2 separate regions of the Mus musculus genome follow, and region 2 is linked to region 1. A link is a loop called in an ENCODE intact Hi-C map of the cell type or tissue named here. Cell type or tissue: gastrocnemius. All regions are shown on one strand. Each heading gives the region's core, and the rest is flanking DNA. Links, peaks and the distances in the headings are about the cores only. Region 1 has its middle 19 kb from the start of Crb2. Region 2 holds the start of Strbp (spermatid perinuclear RNA binding protein).

Region 1 (8,331 bases), core at 36-8,035:
TTCTCTGTCACTCTCCCATGATTCATCATGGATACACTGGCCCCTCTGTTATAGTCCCTCTGGTTTCCCCTCCACAGCACTGCCTGTAGAGGACCATCTATCTAGTGTCCATCCATCTCCATCCCGTGACTCTAAACAGAAGTGGACAGTAGGAACTTGAAGTCCCATCATTTACACAGAATGGGTGGTGGGCACATTTTCATAGCCTCGTCTGTAAAACGTCTCCCTCGGCTGAATGATGGAGATGCCACCAGCAGCCACCTTGATGAATGTTAGAATGTGTGAGGAGGCACATGGAGGTTAGAACTGTGCCCAACTCACCATCCTTTCTGTTGTTAGTGTTCAGCTAGGATTTACTTGGGGCAGAAATCAGCCTTCTCACTGCACCTTGAGGAACCTCACAAAGTGCCAAGCACACAGGGAGAAGCTATTGCAGGAATGCACCTTCATTCTCGATCACCTGGTTCCAGAAAGACCTGAGGGCATGAGGTGGCCTGTGTCATCAGCTTTGTTCCCAAGGGACTGACCTCTCTGGGGTGTGACTCTCCTGCCCATGGTCTCATGGCTCCCAGGCTCCCACAGTGTCTGTTTGTCTCTAGTGACAAGGAAAGCCTGTGACTATTGGAATAGAACTGAAACTCGACTCAGGTGACTCCCGTAGCCTGTCCTGCCCTTGGGATCCAGTCTCCTGGCTCTGGAAGGCCTTCAGAACCATATGTGAACTGATTTCTGGGTGGGATCCCAGGCATGTGTGCTCATGGCTATCCAGGGAGGTGCTGGGTGCTGGCTGTCCACCCTGCCCAGGCCTCTGAGGGAAGGGCAATGGAGCCATGTTTTATTTAAGCCATCTATGCTCTCCATGCAATCCCTGGGAGCCTGAATAATTGACAGTGTGGTCAGCAGCTGACCACTGACTTCCAAGGGTGGCGTGAATCAATCTGATCAACATTTACTGCTCAGTCCCAGCAGACCCAGAGGTCAGAGGTGAGATGCGCTTCTCCTTCCTGGGTCCTAATCACACAGTGACACCTGAGAGTCAGTAGAGTGGCTCACTTCTGCCCTGCTCAGTATTATCTGCAATTAAAAAAAGAAAGAAGGAAGCCAGGCTTGGTGGCACACGACTTTAATCCCAGCACTCGGGAGGCAGAGGCAGGCGGATTTCTGAGTTCGAGGCCAGCCTGGTCTACAGAGTGAGTTCCAGGACAGCCAGGGCTACACAGAGAAACCCCATCTCAAAACAAAACAAAACAAGAAGGGGGGAGGGGAGGGAGGGAGAGAGAGAGAGAGAGAGAGAGAGAGAGAGAGAGAGAGAGAGAGAGAGATCTCATGTATCCCAAACTGGCTGCTGATTCACAGATAAGTGACCTTGAACTTTTGATCCTCCTGCCTCAGACAAGTGTCAAAAGCTTTAGGCACTACTAGGAATCAAACCCAGGGCTTCTCATATGCTAGTCAAGAACTCTGTCAACTGAGCTACATTCCCAGCCCCTTCCTTGTGTCCAAAAGAAAGCTGGATTCAGTTCCTCATGGGCAGCTGCACAGGACTGCACTATGCCGACATTATATGGGTTGTGGGGGGAAGTGAAGTCTGACTTGAGGGTGTCTCTAGGACTGAGGTGTCCATGGGGAGCTCTGAGAAAGTTCAGCAGGTGAACGACTGAGTCAGGAGTGACAGAAAGTGGAAACTGGGGACCCCAGCTCTATGTGGTTCCTGAAGTCACAGGAAAGGATTGGGGTTGTCTAGGGTAGACAATGATTAAGGAGGGGATGAGGAACGGGCACTGGGAAGCCACCACCTTCTTAGGGATGAGCACAAGGAGAGGAGACCCTAAGGACAAAGAAGCAGCCGGTCAATGCCAGAATAGAGAAGGGGACATGGAGGTCAGGGGGAGTCAGAGCTAAGGAAAGCTAGATTTAACAAGTGAGCTGATGGGTGGCCCCATAAAAGTAGTTTAAGGATGTCTGCTGGGTACAGGGGGAGAGCCTGATTCCTTCCTGGAATCTTGAGATAGCTTGAGACAGGATTGATGAGGGGATATCAGGCTCCCACATACGGACTTCTATACGGACCCTGCATGAGGTCCTGGCCATGATCAGAGGGACTCCAGCTTTGACTTACAGCAACCATTGATGCTACCATCATGACAGGTAAGCCTCTTCTAGCCTAGTTCCTGCTGGCTTCCTCAGGCTCAGCCACTACCACCTGTCTCTGGCTTCCCACTGTTGGCATACAGAAACACCCACTTTGGACGCCACCTCCCACCCCAGGCAGTGGCTTACAGGTCCACAATGGACATCCTCCTCCTCCTCCTCTGTGCCTGTGAGGTTTCTCTTAGTTTGTCTCCACATTCACTTATTCACAGCTGCCAGCCTTGCTTACACCCGTCTCTGTGCGTCTCTGTGGGATTTGGGCAGGAGTCAGACAGAGGAGGCCATGAGGAACCGTGTTGCCTGAGGATGGGACCACATCTGGACTATGCAGCCAGCTCCCTCCCCCTCCTCCCAGATTGGCTTCTGCCCTGTGGGACACAGCTTGTCTCAGTGCAGAGTGTTCACCGGAGACTCCTGCTTTATCTGGCTTAGGGAGAAGTCCCCTTAATTAGACAGGTGGAAGAAGACCACCTGGAATAACACTCCTGTGGGACCACCCACTTTAGAAGGTGCTCAGGGGCGCTAGCGCTAGCGTCTAGAGGAAGGGAGGTGGTGGGTATATCCTCACACCAATAGGAGCCTTGGAGAGCAAGGCATGCATACTGTGGAGCAGGGAAGGAATCCTGTTCCACAGCAGGAGGCCACAGCCTAAGGTGACACTTGCTTTTCCAGCAACCCAGGTCCCTCTGACATCAAGTAAAGCCTACAGATCCTTTCTCAGAATCGTGCTTTTTAAATGCATAAAATCAAAAGCATGGGATGCCAGAAAACAGCAGTTACATTGATTCTGCCCATGAGTCCCCTTGACCTTGAATATTGGAAGAATGTAAAAAGACAGGATGGATATTTACTCCAAATCTTCTGCAAAGACCTTGTAATTAGAGCAAAAGGCATAAGACCCACGTGGGGTTCGAGCTGGTAGGAAAGGGGGGAGAACCACTGAGACCTGAGGTGTGCTGTGGTCCAAGGCTAGCTTCTGCAGGGGCTTGCTGCCTGGGAGAGCTGGCCCCAGTGTTCCAGAAGCAGCCCTTTGGAAGATGATCAGGTGGCCCCTGACAGAGAAACTGGAGAAACAGGCTTGACAGAGACAAAGTGCTAAGCCTGCCAAGGTGCCTGTGGGAGGCCAGTGCCTACCAGCTGGTCCCTAAGGCCCCTGCTGGTACCTACAGCCACAGAGATGACACATCACAGTCCACTGCTGTAGCAGTCTTTAAATGTCTCATGGGCTCTGGGCCCTGGTGTCACTAAAGAAGCAAACCCTTGGAAGGACATGCACACTTAGCCCCCCAGCCCAGAGTCCCTAAGTCCCTCAAGCAGATGCCTATTAACTGTGGTGGTAAAATGTTATAATAGCTGGGGTGTGTGTGTGTGTGTGTGTGTGTGTGTGTGTGTGTGTACATGCATGTGCCTCAGTGTGTGTGTGTGAGTGGGGTGGGGTGGGGAGTGCGAGTCTGTGTACAGAATGAACTCAGCCATTTACCTCTTCTGTGCCATCTGCTGGGACCTCAGGCCTACAGTTACATTTACTGACAGGGACTCCTGCTGAAACATGGGATGAGGACTTATTCTAACCTCCAGCTAGGGACACTGGTTCCCTGGGTATAACACAGTCGTGTCACTCCATCTCCTGCCAGGGTGTGGGTCCCTACCCTATCTGTGTCGACTTAACCCTGGCACCTTGAGACCAAACACAGAGACACAGCTCAAGGTCTATCCATCTGTGTTCTCTTCCTGGGGTCGAAGCTAGGTTCGCTTTGAACATGACTGGCGGATGAAACATGGACAAAGGTGACCTGTGTCACTTCTAGGCTCACAGAAACTACCACCTGCCACTACTGTCATGCAGTCCTGCAAATCCTTCTCTGACCTGGACAGTTCTGTGGCTCTGGGAGGTGTGTCCCCAGAAAGAGGAAGTGTGCCTTCAAGAAGCATGCTTGATCACTTCCTGGAGGGATAGCCACCAACCAGAATCATTCGTGGTACCACTGAGAAGGAGCTTTCCCACGGCTACTAGGGTGACAGTAGCCCCTCAGAAAATGGCTGCTCAACAATGTATTCTGGACAAAACTCCACCCCACCTAGCCTCAGTTTCCTTAGCCACAAGATGAGGCTAGCTGGGGGATGTCCAGATACCCTAGGAGACCCAAGGACAATGTGGTGGAAAGGATAAAGCGGTATGCACAAACACCCTTGAGCCCTGTCCTGGAGGCTGTGTCTACAGGGACAGGCCTTTCTAGATACCTTTTCTCACAAACACCTAAACAAGGATGGTGGTCAGATCCCTGCTTTTGATCATCATTGGTGGAAGAAACACCCACACTACAGACCAATAAAATGTGCATTGAAAAAAAAATATGCTTGCTTCTGTGTGTTTTACCGCTTCCTGGGTAATCAAAAGTGCAGCCTTTGAGCCCATGCACTGGGAAGGGGCTGAGCGGCACTCCCTCCAACCCTGTAGGCACAGCAGAAGCTAAAAATGTGGCATTTGGTGGTGGTGGTGGGGTCCTTTGGAGCCAAAGGCAGTCCTGTTGATAGCTTCCAGCTCAGTTGAGGCTGGTAAATGGGAGAGCCCAAGAGGAGTGCAGTTCCCTCTCCCCTGGGTTATTTTTAGCACCACTAATTATTATAATTGGCATACAAAACAATGAGCTTCCTTATGACATTTTCATATGTGCATGTCACTGTATTTTACTCAGTCACTGTTGTAACCATCACACAATGCGCAGGCTGGTCTCCCGCCACCAACTGTGGTCCAGCCTCAAATAGCAAGAGCTCAAGGTGGAAAAACGCTCTGCTTAAGCAGGATGGACATGGACCTATGACTTTCCCTTGCTGTGTGGTGCTGGGAGACTCACCTCCCCTCTCTGAGCCACGAACTGTGGTCCAGCCTCAAATAGCAAGAGCTCAAGGCTGAAAAACACCCTGCTTAAGCAGGATGGACATGGACCTATGACTTTCCCTTGCTGTATGGTGCTGGGAGACTCACCTCCCCTCTCTGAGCCTCTGTGACTTCGGGAGAACAATTTGGGGTAGCAGTAATGAGACAAAGCCTGGCAGGAAGGGAGAGCCTGAAAAATGCCAGCAACTCTACGGCTGGGTCTTGTTCCGCCCTGTCTCACTCACTCCACCCCCAGACCCTGTCACAAGGTTTGACAGAGAGGCCCGTTGCAGGGAACCTAGAAGAGCTCTTCACAGATACTTGCCGGCCGGCTTCGTCCAGGCCTTGCCCAAGTCTTCAGCTCCTCTAATTACTTATTTAAAGAATATCGATTCCTTGGGCTGCTGCTGGGAGGCCTGGCGGAATCGCATGTCTCGTAAATAGCAAGGGAGCCGCGGCCTAGCGACTGGAGCTGCGGCCTGACATAACCAGGCAGGGGGTTATTTTCGCCCGGGATGCTTGTGAAATATTCATGTGCTGATTTAAATACCGACGATGTCAGAGCCGGAAAGGGACAGTGAATCACATCAGCAAAGCCAGCTCTCATCCAGGAGGTGCAGTTGAGACCCTGGGGGGAGGGGGGAGTGCCCAGATGGGAAAGGTGCAGGTTCAACAGGATACAGGCTCACACAAAATTGTGCAACCTGGAGAGGGTCCCTAGAGGACTTTCTGGGCCTTGTAAGGACCGACAGGAACTAGGAGGCTGAAACGAGGTGGTCACCATACTGCACACAGTAAACCTGCAAGACTGAATTGCCTGGGAATCAGCCTGTCTGTCTCATTCAGGGCTTCATCCTCTGGAAATTCCATAGTCCTGTAAAGTTATATGATGTGACACGGGAGCCAGGTGATGGCCGGCAAATGTTAAGTATGTTTTACTAGCATGGGGGATTTTTGTTTTGTTTTAAAACATGGTCTCTTGTAGTCCTAGCGGTTTTCAAACTACATTCCCAGCCAGCTAGCATGTGTTAGCTTTTACTGAGTGAAAACTGCATAAACAGGCAATAGCACCCATTGTGAAAGGTATTTATTACCTGAGGCTAGAGATGCACTGGAATATGACAGATGGGTGTGGGGCCTTTTCCTGGAAAGATGACAGTTGGGTGTGGGGGTCTCACATTTGCTGACGACTCTGCAGTAAACTGCTGTGGCTGAAGTACCAGTAAGGCATCAGTGATGTGGAGCTGAGAAGAGAATGTGCACACCAGTCTTACAGATGTGGAAACTGAGGATCACAGAGATTATAGGCCTTGGCCCAGATAATTGGCCTAAAGCTTCCTTCTGAATTTTCCTTCATCCCTCCCTCCCTCCCTTCCTTCCTTCCTTCTTTCCTTCCTTCCTTCCTTTCTTTCTTTCTTCCTCCCTCCCTCCCTCCCTCCCTTCCTTCCTTCCTTCCTTCCTTCCTTCCTTCCTTCCTTCCTTCCGCAGGGAATGATCTTCCTGTTGAGCACTTTGCATAAGCCAGTGTTGGGCCACACTTGTCCTTTCCCCTGCCCCAAAATTGTTGCAGAAGGTCACCAAAACCACGCCTGCCCTAAGGCTGGGTGGGCCCTGTGCCTGGCGATTCCACAGCGTTCTCTTACTGTATTCTCTCAGACAGCCTGGGAGGTGTGCTGAGGCCAGGGAGGTCTGCATGCTGACTCAGACAATCTTGTGTGTACTTGTGAGGCCAGCGGGAACCAACCATTCCCTTTACCGTAGAGTTTTCTCCCTTCTGCTGTCTAAACAAAGACAATGAACTTGACTCCGTTTAAAGATTGCCTTCCTGGGCCAAGGGAGTAGTGAGCATCTGGGCTGTTGGATGGATGGGAGCTGCCCTGCATGAAAGCCAAGGGCAGCTGAAGGTCATGCCTTGGCTGTCTTCCTCTGAAGCACCAAGGGTGAAGAGAATGCCCTGTCTGAGTGGGGAGGCTCCTGGACCTGATCTCAGTTCTGCCACCTTCTCATCTGTGACCCTGGTCAAGAGCCTTGCCTTCACTAAGCCAGAGCTCCTCAGTAGTTCATAATACATAGGGTACTATGTGACCGGACAGCCAGGCACACAATCAAGTTCTGTCTCTTCCTCTAACACCAGGCCTGACACTTTCTGGCAAGGGTTAAACATGGTCCTAAATAAGCAAGGCTTTGCTTTGCTGTTCTCTCTCTCTCTCTCTCTCTCTCTCTCTCACTCGCTCTCTCTCTCTCATTCTGTTTCTGTGTGTGTGTGTGTGTTTCTGTCTCTCTATCTTTGTGTGTCTGTGCATGTGCGTGCACTCACACAGCCTTGGCTGTCCTGGAACTCACCCTTTCAGCCCAGGCTGACCTCAAACTCCACCTGCCTTTGCCTCCCAAGTGCTGGGATTACAGGCGATCTCCAACCAAAACTGGTGGCTTTCCTAAGAATGGATTTTCAAATCAAGAAGACTCGAGGACCCTCACCTGGCACTACGCAGCCCAGGAGGGCAGAACAAGCCCAAGACAGTCTGTGCTACATGGCACAGGTGAGGCATAGCAGTCCTGAAACGACCCCAGGCACCCAGAGTCCCTAAAATGAGCAAGTAGCTCTGCAGCAGCAGGGGTCTGTTACCATCAAAGGTTATGCAGACGCGCCTCATCTGCCAGCTGGGGCCGGTGTTGTTTGATGGCTGGGCTGTGCAGAGATGGCCCCGCCCCTTACCTGTTGCTGCACTTAGGAGAGTGCTATCCCCTACCCCACACCTGGAACCCCATCTGGGCAGACAGTAGAGCTGGCCCTGTTGGTGAGCTGACCCTGATAGCATGAGTGTGGGAGAGTTGTCAGGCTAACCAATGCAGCTACCACTCAAATACAAGGTTGTGAGCTGACCCACTCCAGCATCTACCCCATCTATGAACGAGCTGGAGTTTGTGAAAGGCCTAATCCTGCAGATCCGAAGCTGCAGGATCTCTGTGCTCTAGGGTAGTGATAAGATATCTGAGAGGAGTCCTTGTGAGAATCCAGTACTGACAGTGCAGCAGAAGCCAGAGGCCTAAAGCCAGACCAATGATTCACTGCAAAGATCATTTGCAAGAACAGCGATTTGGACAAAAGGGTGTAAGACACCGTGGCACACTGCTGCTTCCACCGTGAGATTTCCGTTTGCTTGCTTGCTTTTGGGGGAAGGTTGCAGAGGGTGGATATGGAAGGATGGGAAGATGAGTGGAATTGAGGCTCATGATGTAAAATTCACAAAAAAATCAATAAAGAAAAAAAAAGACTCAGTTTCTAATTTTACCTTCGTGAC
Region 2 (8,331 bases), core at 301-8,300, 53 kb before region 1:
AAAGGAAAAAGCAGTGGCCATATTAGAATTTTTCAAAGGATATCCTACTACTCAAATTTTCTGCCAAAGAGCAATGGAAGGGCAGATAGGCTCACTATAATTATATTCTATACATACATCAATTCTCAACAAACTCCAAGTTTCAATCAAAGACATACTAAAATACACTTCCCTCCAAAAATCCTATAACAATGCCTTCTGAACACTACTCCCTATGTTAAACATTTCAAATCTGGATTTTAAAAATCATTACCTTTTTATTTTGAAATATTTATAATTAAGACTCAAACTACAACTTTAAAATTTGGTGTTCTGTTCCTCTCGTTATGTTTAGGCAAGATTCCCACTCACCCTCAAACTTGTTATTTGGAAGTACACAAAGATACTTCCCAACTGACAAAAGGATCAACCCAGAAATTGTCCAAAACAGACCTTTTCTTTGAAATCATAGTAGTACTATATACTATATGAAGTTCATTGAATAGCAATTCAAGGTACTTCTATAACCAGATAAAATTTACTTTTTAGCAAAATCTGACAAGGCAAAAATTTCAACTGTCAAAGGGGAATTCACTTTCCAGGATTCTAGGAAACAGAGCTTACTATAAAACAGTCTCAAGGCAGTTTCCTTAATCTTCCCAATCAATCAATCAGTCTCTGTCTCTTTCTCTCTCTCTCTCTCTCTCTCTCTCTCTCTCTCTCTCTCACACACACACACACACACACACACACACACACACACACACACACAAATTCTAACATAAGCTACAGATCACTAAAGGAGACAAGGCACTGAAATGTTGGTTCAAAATCCTGAAGTTTAATTCCCATGTACCTGGCAAGCTGATGGTAGACTTACATCCACCCAACTCCAGAAGTGTCTTCTCTCATTTAAAGCTAACATTACATACACCATCAAAGCAAACCAAAATACATAAGAACCTAAAGGCCTCAGCTAAAGTTTACTTCAATTACTTGGTTAAAAAAAGAGCTGACAATCCAGTGTTGGTTATTAACATTTTAAAGGTTAGAATCCAAAGGCTCTATTTCTCCCACTTTTAGAAGCTTACATTATATTTGTCAGCCTGTAGCATGAGACTCTGATATTACATCATCCAGCACCCAAATACTGTCCCAGGAAGCTTCTGGGTACCTGAGACACAACATATCAACTGCATATTCTCTTGAGCTCTTGATGTTACTGGCCTCTGGGACCTGCTTTCAGGAAGCTTCACAAAGACATCTACTATGCACCTACTGCAATTCCATTTCCTTTACCTTTTGGGTGTATTCTTCACAATGTATAGCCACATGTCTACTCAGTCAACAGAGCTAAGTGAATACACACCACATACTGCCCAATTTGAAAGTAGGTGGTCAGCTCTTCCTTATTCCTTTCCCATTCACTTGCTGTAAAACTAAAAGTGGGGCTCATCACCTCTTTGATCCTAAAAAAATTAACTTTAAAATATTATATGCAGGGAGGAGGGGAGGGGGGAGGGGAGGGGGGACTTTTGGGATAGCATTGGAAATGTAAATGAAGAAAATAACTAATTAAAAAAAATTTTAAAAAAAGATATTGTATGCAATTGAAAGTCCTTTATTCTCTGTTAATCAGTCTAGGATCCACATCCTGTGTCCACTGTCCCAAATTTCTAGTTCCTCTAAGCCTGAAAATAATCCTCCCTAGTTTTCTCCTCCCATTGGACATCTGCACTCTACCCTTTATTATCTCTCAGTGACTTAATTTTGGACCCTTTACTGTCTTTTGGGTTTGTTGTTGTTGCTTGTTTGCTTGTCTTTGTTTTGTTTTTCAAGACAGTGTTTCTCTGTGTGGCCCTGGCTCTCCTATAACTGACTAGGCTGGCCTCTAACTCAGAGCTCTACCTGCCTCTGCCTCTCAAGCACTGAGATTAAAGGCAACCACCTTTAATGTCTTAACACTGTAAAACTCCAATCTTTCCTCACACTTCCACACCTTGAATCTTCCAAAATCTTAATTAAGTAACCTACTTCTGAACCCTCTCTGACAGTCATTTCCTGCTTTAAACATGAGCATCCTACTTCCCTCAGCACACCAACTCCATACAACTGTCCTTCTAGCTACAGCCATAAACCCATAAACACCTCTCCTTTCCTTCAGTATAAGTACTATTCCTTTACATTTTCTACTACAAAATACCCTTTCTTCTGTCCCCTGCCTACTCCTTTCATTTCCTCTACATCCTACTACTGATTTCCCTTCAAACATACCCCCTACATCCTACTACTGATTTCCCTTCAAACATACCCCCGCTTCCATCTTCCTCCTCATTCCCAACTTCTCTCCACACCTCCTGCCCTGGGAATATTTCCATTTACACACACACACACCTTACCTACCACTCCCATATTTCCTCTCCCTCCCTTCTGCTCACCACCCCACTCTCCATCCTGCCACACACCCCATCCCTTTCCAGGGTGCTCCCAACCTCAAGGTTTCCTCTTCTGCTGGTGCCCACTAGAATTTCTCACACAAACACCCTCCGCTTCACTCACTTCTGCTGCCCTTTTACTGCTACACACACCTCCTGCCTTGACATCTCTCTCCACCCAACCTAAAACCTCCACATAACCTCCTTATCCCCATTTCTCTCCCAAAGCCCTCAAACTCAGTACCTGTGTAAACCACTCCTCCTCCCACTTGCTCTATCCTCCTCTACCCTGAATACAGAACCAAGCCATTTTCCCCAAGCCTGTCAACCCCTTCCTGTCTCCTTCCATACTTCCCAGCCAGATACTCACTAGGGAACTCCTGACGTCCTGGGCGCACACACACAGACAGACATCTCCTGCCTGAATACCCTCAATTTCAACCGCCACCATTTGAGAGAACCCCCTCCTCTGACACTCCTTCCCTCCATCTTTTGGGGCTCAGCCTGCTCGCCACACTCCCAGCTACGGACCCCTCCTCCGCCATTTCCCTTCAGGCGTCCGGTGGCCTTCCCGCTGCCTGCCCCATTCTCTGCCCCTCACAAGCAGCGCTAACCAGGGCATCTGCTCCTTCCATTTCTGCCTAGAGGTGCCCATCTTGTCCCTCCCTCCACCACCTCACTTGCCCCTGCCCGCCCCAAATCCCCCTACACACCCATCCGAATCCCCAAACGGAACGTCCTCCTTCCCTCTCGAGCCCGACCTAGGCCCCCATGGGTCCCCCAGGCGTGCCCTTGAGGCCCTGGTCACCGTGGGGCCGGGTCCCTCAACGCTCCCTTACACCCAAATCTGCCCACACCCTGTGCCCGCCCCCCGAGCCTCTCCCCAGCTCTTGCCCGCAACGTCCTCCAGCACCTGCCCCGAGTCCGGAACCCTCCCACCTCCCCAGAGCTGGCGCCCCGCACGCTGCCCACGCCCTCGGGAGGTTCAGGGCCGGGACCCGCGACCCCGACCCCGAAAGCAAGCAAGGCGACCCGCAGTCCTGACGCGGACCGGCCGGGTACCGCGGCGGCGACCACAAAGCTCAAGCCGCGGGGCTGGGATTGCGCCGCGCTCCTCGCCTCAGCAGCCGCCGCCGCTGCTAAGGACGCACAACAAACAATGCGGGGCCCGGGCAGCCTCCGCCAACTGCCTCAACCGCCGCCTCAACCGCCGCCCGCCCGGGACGGCCCGCCGCGCAGGCGCCGGCCCCGCCGCAGCCTACCCGCGCCGCCGCGCTCCGCCCGCGTCCGCTCCCCGCTCCCGCTCCGCCGCCGCCGCCACCTCGTCCGCCCGCGTCTCCGGCTCCTCAGCACAGCGGCGGCGGCTGCGGCGGCTGCTGCCTTGGTGGCGCTCGCGGATCCGAGCTCGGCTTCGGCAGCGACCGCGGCGGCGGCGGCAAGCACGTGACGCCGCCGAGCACGCCCATTGGCCGATCCAGGGGGCGGGGCCCGCGGCTGCTGGGGAACGGAAAGCCCGCCCCATCGCCCTCCGCGCGCCCCCTGCACGCGCGCTCTGCCGCACCTGAGAGCTCCGGCCAGCGCCCGCCGCCGCCGCGCCGCGCTGTCGCCTGCGTCAACTGCGCACCTGGGAGCGCGCAGGGCGCTCAGGCCCGCGGCCGCCGCCTGCACCTGCGAGACCGCTTACGTAAACTGCGTCCCGCCCACCTCGCGGCGCCTAGCCCGGGCCGCAAACCGTACCTGAGCCCCGCTGTGCCTGCGGCGGTAAGCGTTGCTGGGCGGAGGCCAACTGCTGAAAAGAGCTAAGCGCGCATTAACTTCGTAACTGCAGGTTCTGAGAGCTGCTCCCGGCCGCAATGAGAGCCGGCTTCCCCAGGTTCTGCGTCCCGGTGCGGGATGCTTCTCCAGCTCCAGCCTCGGCCTTTACGCTAACGGAGTAAGCGCCGCAATGCCTCCCGGGTGGAGGAGGGGCAGGCAGTACCTTGGCTGAGTAAGAGACTCCGATCCCTCCTTGATTCGCTCCCCCTCCCACTTGCCGGTTGTGTGACCTTGGCCAAGTTACCGAACCGCTCGAGCTTCAGTTTCCACTTCACAAAAACTAAAACTGTAATTCCTATTTAAGAGCCGTTGAGCAGATGGCATAAAACAATAGATATGAATTTTCCTGGCACATAGCAAGCACTGAACAAAAATCAAAATCTCCTCTCCCTACTCCACCCTTAATGGCCCGGGAAATCCTTTCCCTCCTTATTTCCCTCCTTAGGTCTGGAGTAGTCTAGCTAAACACCTACCCACTTTGTTCCAACGGTGGTACTGGGAAAGAAATAAAAGGTTCAAGTTTTATTTTACAGCTCTACGTTGGCATCTTCTTAGTGCCTAGCATTCTCCCAGGGGGTTCAGCCCATGCTTAGTGTGTGTTGCATGCTCCACACTCGGCAGGGTGCTAGAATGCACTGAAGAATAAGTCAAGGTCCTTAGCCTAAAGCAAACCTAGCAAAGAACCCCACTTAATTTGAGCAGACAGTAGGGGACTGACCTCCCACACTCCCCCTGGTAGGTCCCCTTCTCATCTTGCTCCTGTACCAGACTCAAATATTAACAGCTCTGGACTGGAAATGATTCTCAATAATACTTGCCTGACATGGACAAAGTCCAGGGTTGCATCCACAGCACTACCAAAATATATGACCTCAGTACTTCATTCACAGAATATGTTAATACTTAGAGTTAAAAAGCTTTGAGTATGGCCTTCAACTTCAGGACATACACACTTCCCATTGCCCCTCCTTGACACTTCATTAACAACAAAGCTGTCCTTTCCTAGCTATCCCCAGGTCTGTAACATATCCCTGAAGTCTATGCTAAGCCCCAGATCACTATGTCTGATTGGCACCTCATTCTAGCCTTCTGGAAACCTGGTTGTTCTATCAGTTTAGAACATACTCCATCTGGAGCCCCTTGACTGCCCTGAGACACAGGTCCAGACTCTTCCTGCTTGTGCATCACCAGTTCAACAATGCCTTGTTATGTCACCAAGCTGTAGTTTAGCTCAGTCTCTTCCCTGGATTGTAAGCATCTTGAGGAAAGGTTCATCCCTCTGCCTGAGTAAAGTTAGGAAAGACCACATACACAGAGGATGAGATCACTAAAGCTGGGTTTTACAGTATAAAAGGAAGTCTGCCAGGGGAGAAGAGACACTGCAGTGCACAATACAGGTTTGCTGTGCACTAGCTGTGTGACCTTGACAGATCTAGGTCTTAGAGCCCTCATCTGTCATTTTGCATACCTCAGAGTACTGTTACTAGGAGTCAGTGAGACTACATTTAACATATGTGGCCCTTAGAATTCTAACACTTATAAATTATATTTTTTAAGTAGGCAGAATATATGGCATTAAGGATTCAATAGTATCTCTTGTTTTGTTTTTTATTGAACTTTTAACTCCAAACACTCAGGACAAAAACAAGCAAGTGAGGGTAGGCTAGATGTCTCAGCAGGTATAGGTGTTGCTGCCCAGCCTGACAAACCTGAGTTAAAATCCCAGAGCCCACATGGTTTAAGGAAAGACCTTACATGTTATCCTCTAACCTACTTCCACAGGAGTGATATGCACATATGTGCCAATATTCATATATGCACAGCATAGAAGTAAAAAAATGTTTTTAAAAAATTAAGTAAAACATTGAAAAACAAGTAAATAATACAAAAGTAAGGAGAGTGTAAAAGTTCACATTTAAAATGACCATCACATTCTCTGTCCCTCACTCCACTCCATCTGCTACTTGCAAAGAAAATTTTGTCATGTCTCACTTTACATGTCCAGAGAAATATGAAAGTTGTAACCAAGTATGGTGGTGCCTCTTGCAATCCTAACATTTGGAAAGCCAACGAGGAAGGATCAGAACCTCAAAGCTAGACTCTGCTTCATAGAGAGTTGTTGGCCAGCCTGGGCCATGTGGAACTCTCTTAGGGGACGAGGTGTGGTTCAGCTGTAGAATGTGTGCCTCGCTGCTTGCCTAGAGCATATGTGAAGTCCTGGGTTCCATACCCAGGATTGCAAGAAGCAAGCCTGTAATCCTAGCAAATGACAGGTAGAGGCAGGAAGATCAGGAATTCAATGCCATCCACAGGTATTTGGTAAGCTCAAAGTCTAAAGCCAGCTGGGCTACATGAGACCTGGGTGGTGGTGGTGGTAGTGGTGGTATTGTTGTTCTTACTGACATTGTTTCATTGGTTTGGTTTTATGTTTTGGGTTAGTTTGGTTGGTTGGTTGGTTGGTTGGTTTGGTTTGGTTTGGTTTACAAGACAAGGTTTCTCTGTACAGTCCTGGCCGTTCCAGAACTCTCTCTGTAGATAAAGCTGACCTTAGTGATTCTCTTGACTCTGCCTCCCAGGTTTTATGTTTTTTAAGGAAAGAAGGAAAAAGAAGGTTACAAACAGCTCATGTGCTATGATATATATGTTATATTTGCATTAATAAAACATCAGAAAGTTCTAAACATCAGTCACTACTGATCTCGCCTAGAAACTAGTATTGGATATAAAAGCAGAGAACTTTACTTCCACATTGCCTTAAATTTTTATAAGTATATATATTTAAATTATGTATATGTATAGTTAACTTTTTGTGGGTGTGCATGTGAGTGGAGGTGCCCAGAGAGACTAAAAGTGTCAGAACTTGGATTTGGAGTTACAGGCAGTTGTAAGCCACCCACTGTGATTGCTGGAAACCAAACTCAGGTCCTACAAGAGCAACAGCTGCTCTTAACCACTGACCATCTCTCTAGCTCCTGCTTTAGAAGTTTTGTTCTGCTTTAAACTCTTTAAGAATACAAACAGCCAGGCATTAGTGGTGCACACTTTAATCCCAGCACTTGGGAGGCAGAGGCAAGTGGATTTCTTTGAGTTTAAGGCCATCTGATCTACAGAGAGACTTCCAGGACAGCACAGTATACAAAACAAAAAACAAACAAACAAAAAAAGTCTCAAGAGGAAAAAAAGATGGGGGAAGATTATTGTATTCTGTCTGCATGGGTGTTTTTCATTTAGTATAAAGAGAATACACCTGATTGGCTGTTGTTGTTGTTGTTGTTGTTGTTGTTGTTGTTCTTGTTCTTGTTCTTGTTCTTATTCTTATTCTTTTTAATACAGGGTGTCACTATGTAATGCTAGCTGGCATGAACTCACAGAGTTTGCCTTGAGTGCTGGGATGGGGGGCATGTACTGCCACATCTGACTGAATACATCTCTTTGTTTTTGTATTCGTCTTTTGTACTTTTTTGCATAACATTGTATCTTAAGGATCATTTAATTAAACTACACTCCCTATAGTGGGTATTACGTTCCTCCCAGTATTTACATTACTATAAACAGTGGGAAGATAATGGATGCTGTAACATCCTAAAGCTTAGACTACTTCATAATCACACCTAAGTTCAAAGAGCAGCATTGGCTGTTTCAGCCATTCTTAGCTCAAGTACTAACTGATATCTGATGTGTGGAAATCCTTAGAGGTTTGGTTTTTTTGTTTTTTGTTTTATTTTTAAGGAAACAAACAGCTATGCTGTCCCCATCCTCACAAGAGGGAAGAAAGACACAAATAAATGTGTTTTTACATGTTTTTGAAAGGAGGAGTAAGTGGACTCCAGTTTAACTTCCAGACACATATTTGATCCAAAAGATACTGAAAGATGACACTGTGGTGCCTGGCAAATACAGAAGTGGATGCTCACAGTCAGCTATAGGATGGAATACAGGGCCCCCAATGGAGGAGCTAGAGAAAGTATCCAAGGAGCTAAAAGAATCTGCAACCCTATAGGTGGAACAACAATATGAACTAACCAGTACCCCCAGCGCTCGTGTCTCTAGCTGCATATGTAGCAGAAGATGGCCTAGTCGGCCATCATTAGGAAGAGAGGCC

Evidence for each region. Peaks named below come from ENCODE experiments on the same cell type or tissue, not always from the same donor. Only the 100,000 strongest peaks of a DNase experiment are listed, where the experiment ranks them.
Region 2: a loop joins it to region 1, with 3 times the contacts of the local background. A loop is called at or near these places in 11 of 42 quality-filtered maps.

Annotation. Positions count from the first base shown.
Region 1 is chr2:37,753,132-37,761,462 of GRCm38, forward strand. No RefSeq gene overlaps it. Among named protein-coding and RNA genes, the nearest start is that of Crb2, 19 kb to the right of the region's middle. In gastrocnemius, for the core only: no CTCF peak of the experiment used is centred there; DNase peaks (open chromatin) are centred at 3,262 and 3,556; H3K27ac peaks cover 670 bases.
Region 2 is chr2:37,699,516-37,707,846 of GRCm38, forward strand. It overlaps Strbp (spermatid perinuclear RNA binding protein), which reads right to left and starts at 3,830. Exons shown (of 18, transcript NM_001379315.1): 1 at 3,677-3,830. In gastrocnemius, for the core only: a CTCF peak has its summit at 3,790; DNase peaks (open chromatin) are centred at 2,483, 3,021, 3,933, 4,334 and 1 more place; H3K4me3 peaks cover 2,555 bases; H3K27ac peaks cover 2,512 bases.